2 separate regions of the Homo sapiens genome follow, and region 2 is linked to region 1. Evidence: chromatin loops called from intact Hi-C (ENCODE). Cell type or tissue: testis. All regions are shown on one strand. Region 1 overlaps GK (glycerol kinase). Region 2 has its middle 53 kb from the start of TAB3-AS1.

Evidence for each region. A loop is a pair of places that touch in the nucleus more often than their neighbours do. Peaks named below come from ENCODE experiments on the same cell type or tissue, not always from the same donor. Only the 100,000 strongest peaks of a DNase experiment are listed, where the experiment ranks them.
Region 2: it touches region 1 in a loop (4-fold over the local background); 1 of 110 quality-filtered maps calls a loop at or near these places.

What each region holds. Positions count from the first base shown.
Region 1 is chrX:30,683,822-30,686,321 of GRCh38, reverse strand. All of the region lies in intron 4 of GK (glycerol kinase), which reads right to left. Among named protein-coding and RNA genes, the nearest start is that of GK, 32 kb to the right of the region's middle. In testis, no CTCF peak of the experiment used is centred here; no DNase peak of the experiment used is centred here.
Region 2 is chrX:30,780,054-30,782,553 of GRCh38, reverse strand. No RefSeq gene overlaps it. Among named protein-coding and RNA genes, the nearest start is that of TAB3-AS1, 53 kb to the left of the region's middle. In testis, no CTCF peak of the experiment used is centred here; a DNase peak (open chromatin) is centred at 1,413.

The sequences.
Region 1 (2,500 bases):
TAGTTATGGCATTTTACTATTTGTCAAAAGCTAAGCTATTAATTAAGCTGGGTAAGTGGTCATTTGCAAGGTGGAAGAGACTATATTGATGGCTGCCCCTCACCTGATGACATTCTCAGAAACAGGTGGGGCCAAAAGTAAAACAGAGTTGGGAAGGAAAGATTGATTTACATATATGCCAAAAGGCGGGGGCTGAAGCCAATTTCAGCTCTTGGGTATAAAATGCCAAAATATCAATGACTGACTTGAGTGTGGGTGATCCTAGGTAGGCTCTGCATTTCCCCTAGGAACACCTATCATGTATAAACCAATCATTTCATCTGGCATTACTGGATGAAAAAGGCTATCAGCCAATTCAGAACAGTGGCCCTAGCTAACAATTACTGAAGCCTTATAGTCCGTCAGGCCCTGGCTTAAGTATCCTACATGGATTAACTCACTGATCTACACCTCAAGTCTATGAGGTCTACACTTTTCATCTCCCCAGTTTAACTGTCAAGGTAACAGGCACAGAATGGTAGGAAGTGGAAAAGCTAGGATCTGAACCCAGAACCTGAATCTAGAATTAAACCTCTAGGTAGGTATAGCCATGATGACGTCACAGTCTTAACGGGATAAAAATAATTATTAAAGATTGGAGAACTCAAAGTTGAAAACTAAGTCAGTTTCTTTTTATTTGGCCAGATTTGAATAATTCAATCACTGCAAAATAAATACAGCAGTATTTCTTTACCCAGGATTGAGGGAGATGTAAGGTTTTCAAAGAATCCTGTAATAATGGAATTTTTTTAACGGAAAATAAGTGGATCTTAATAAAGCTGAAAATTCTAGATTTTACAAAAGTGAAAAACCTTCTCCCACAAAGAACTAATTGAAAAAAAATACTTTTAGCCAGGCGCGGTGGTTCAAGCCTGCAATCCCAGCACTTTGGGAGGCCGAGGCCGGCGGATCACGAGGTCAGGAGATCGAGACCATCCTGGCTAACACGGTGAAACCCCGTCTCTTCTAAAAATACAAAAAAAATTAGCCGGGAGCGGTGGCAGGCGCCTGTAGTCCCAGCTATTCGGGAGGCTGAGGCAGGAGAATGGCGTGAACCCGGGAGGCGGAGCTTGCGGTGAGCCGAGATCGCGCCACTGCACTCTAGCCTGGGCGACAGTGCGAGACTCCGTCTCAAAAAAAAAGAAAAAAAAAAAGAAAAAAAATACTTTATTGTTTAAAGTTAAGTGTGCTTAGGCGTTTTAGGTGGTTTGTCATCTATGGTTTTCTTTTCTGCTGATTCTTTGAAACATAAGCCAGTTCCAGAAAAGATAAAAGGATTGAGCTCAAGGTTCAGATCTCAACTCATGATCACATAGGTTTAATAATTGGCCCAGTATTAACCAGTATGTTAAAAAAATGTAAAAACGATAACCAATCTTTAAAATTGCAACACTCTCCATAAAGAGTTATGTGTGCCATTGGGAACTTTAAATATAACATCTTAGAAAAAAATGTTTGCACTACCATTTAAATATAGAAAAATGTTTCAGGGACAACGAAATATTTTTTGTGGGTGGTTTTCTTTAATATCCTAAAAGTGTTAAGCCAGGGACTCTTGCCTTGCTGGATTAGTCCCTACTGTGAATGCTTTTTTTTTTTTTTTTTTTTTTTTTTTTGAGATGGAGTTTTGCTCTTGTTGCCCAGGCTGGAGTGCAATGGCGCGATCTCAGCTCACTGCAACCTCCGCCTCCCGGGTTCAAGCGATTCTCCCGCCTCAGCCTCCCTAGTAGCTGGGATTACAGGCACGCGCTACCACGCCCAGCTAATTTTTGTATTTTTAGTAGAGACGGGGTTTCTCCATGTTGGTCAGGCTGGTCTCAAACTCCCGACCTCAGGTGATCCGCCCACCTGGGCCTCCCAAAGTGTTGGGATTATAGGCGTGAGCCACCACGCCTGGCCTATGAATGGTATTTTTATATTAAATCAAGAATTGTGCTCTACAGAAAGCTACCAGAGTGAGGGTCATATTGCTCTATACTTACCATACATACCAATCAACTGCAGTGGTGAGTGAGCAAACTTGGCCAATTAGGGGGAAATACAGCTAGGCCATTCTAGTTTGGACAGAACATTTCCCTGGTAGCATCAGTAAAATGTGTGTGTAAACATACTAAACATCACTGATTCAAGCCTTCTCCCGCTTCACATTTTAACTACTTGGGTAGTTTTGTGCTTCTTGGTCAGTTTAGTCTGTGGCTTATTTACTTTTTCAATAATAGAAGACAACCAGTTATGTAGACCATTAATAAAAGCTGCTTTTGGAAGGAAAAGGCTTAGAAAAATGGGTGGGTAGAGGAAACCCCGTGGAAGGGAATATTGAAGATAATGCTAAAAGGGAAAGAGAGAAGTACCAGGAAGACTAGGGCAACTGAAGAGAGGCAAGAGAAGCCCAAGGCCTGCTTTGGTTCCAGGGCCACAAAGCTCTTGCTGATCCACCAATGAGGTCATTATTGTAAATGCC
Region 2 (2,500 bases), 96 kb before region 1:
CTTTTGGATAAATTTCTGGAAGATAGGCTATGGCAAAATGAGGGGGTAACCAAGGGTAAGGAGGACGAGGAAGAGGAGAAATGGTCACTTTAGGAAATAGATGGTACATTTTAGGAGAGCAATGAAAAGCAGTCTCTGAATGACAGCTGTACAGAGGCAATCAGTTCAGATTGCAACAGGTGGACAGAAAGCTCCAGAAGGGAAGTGTTCTATCTTCTTTGATACTCCAGGAAATAACACATTAATACTCAATTTGGTACTAAGCCAAGTCATAGCAATAGGAATACTACTGACGTTTAGCTTTTAGAATCAACCTGAAGACAAAGCCAGAATGACTAAATTGTGGTTAGAGTATAAATGCTATAAATCTAGTCAATGTGAAAGTACACATGACAGAAGCAGGGAGTTGGGAATGGTGACCACAGAAATAGAGAATACTTGTGTTGATGTCCCAACCTCATAACATTGAGACAAAGGACCCCAGCCATATTTGAGATAAGAAATTGAACTTTAAGTACATTATTCAAAGTTTCAAAGGCAACCAAAAATAGAACAGGGTAATGATGATATTGGGAGGAAAAGAGGAGATAGGCATAGGTGTGAATGAGTCAAATCCTCTATGAAAGCAGAAAGCCAGTCATTGATGGACATCACTGATGGACATTTGGGTTGATTCATGGCCACATGGTGGGGAACAACACACACTGGGGCCTGCAGGGGATGGGGAGTTGGGGAAGGAAGAGCATCAGAAAGAATAGCTATTGGGTACTGGGCTTAATACCTAGGTGATGGGTTGATCTGTGCAGCAAACAACCATGGCACATGTTTACCTATGTAACAAACCTGTACATCATGCACATGTACCCCAGAACTTGATGGGGAAAAAAAAGAAAGCAGAAAGCCACTAGGTATTGTAGGGCAAAGGAAAACTTCCCCTTCGCCCTCTGAAAGTTTGTTGAAAAATCAACTGACAAAAGGCAGATTAATAGGAGAAAAGGTATACAAAATTTTATTTTAATGTGTATATTATAGAAGAATCCCAGGAGAATAATTACCCAATAACCTAATGAGGTCCAGAAGCTTATATATCCTTTCTCATGGGGGAGAGGCATCATGGGGAAGGCAGACAATTCTTTTGAGGGGCAGCAAATGATTGTACAGAGAATGAATGGACCTAGCAGATAAAAATTAACTTGTAAATGATTCTCTTTAGAAACTGAATGAGCCCAAGAGACAGGCATTATCTTGTGAAAAAGTTCTCCCAGGTGCAGTTGTCTTTTTTCCTGAGATAATGAGATGTCAGGGAGAAGATGGAAGGTAATTGTTTCTTTTAAGAAGAAACTTTGTTGGTCATTTAAATTTCCAGATGGTGTACCCCTGCCCTCGAGGGGGAGGACCAATAGTGGTATCCAGATTCTGAGGCAGCTTCTAAGGCCTCTGAACATGTCAACGTGCCAGTCCTTGGAGTATCACTTTCTGAGCCCCAGCTGTATTATCTAAAGTTGATAAAGCAAGAATTTGTATGAGCATATTTAGAGATACAACATTTGGCAGGGAAACAATGATCAATGTTGTTAAAGAAAAAACTATTCATGACAATTGTGAAAGACAGTAAGGCAGTCTTTATTCAGGACCACAGTGATAGAGGAGAGAGATCTGGCTCAACTCCAAATACAAGGAAAAATTGGAATGTATAGCCAAGGAGCAGGGTGGGGTGAGTTGATGGAAATTTACTAAGAGAAAACATCAAGGATAAGGAGCACTCTGGCTAAACCTACTTGATAGGATTATTGCTGAAGCCAGGCCAAGGTGATAAGGTATCCAGGGTGGGGAATGAGAAATTTGGTCAGATATCAATGGTGGGGGATTTTCACTAAACTGACCCAATAAGATTCTTGCTAAAACTGGAATAAGCAGAAATGAATATAGAAGCCCAAAAATCGGGCCTGGCTGAGATGAGTTTAGAGGAACCTGACTACACTTAGGTTAAGGGAGAGAGTCTTTGTCAGTATTTACCTCTATGTAGAAGATGGTTACTTTTTAATAGCAGTCCTTCTGTGTCATCTAAACCATGTGCACAAATGAGTTTAATTTGTTAAAAATGTACTTTGAAAGTCCCCAAACACTAATTCTACTTTGTTATCTCCCAAATCTATTTCGCAGACACATTTATTATTTTATCCTAGCTTTATACTCTCTCTACTGCTGCTGATTCCTCTGCTATAGATTGGACTCTGCCAAATTGCCTGCTGAAAGTGGTTTTTAACTTGAGAATGTCATGGTTTCAGGCTTTATCTCACTTGACTTTGTGATATTAACTGCTTCTTGTTGTTCTCTCTCACCTTGGGCTTTAAGATCTCAGGACCTTTTAGGTTTCCTCTACCCTTGATGACTTTCCAGCCTCCTCCTTGGATACCTCCTCCCCTGCTCACCATATTCATGTTGTTGACATGGCATTTCATTCTTGAAACCTTTTTTTTCACCTCGTGTCCTTTCCTTA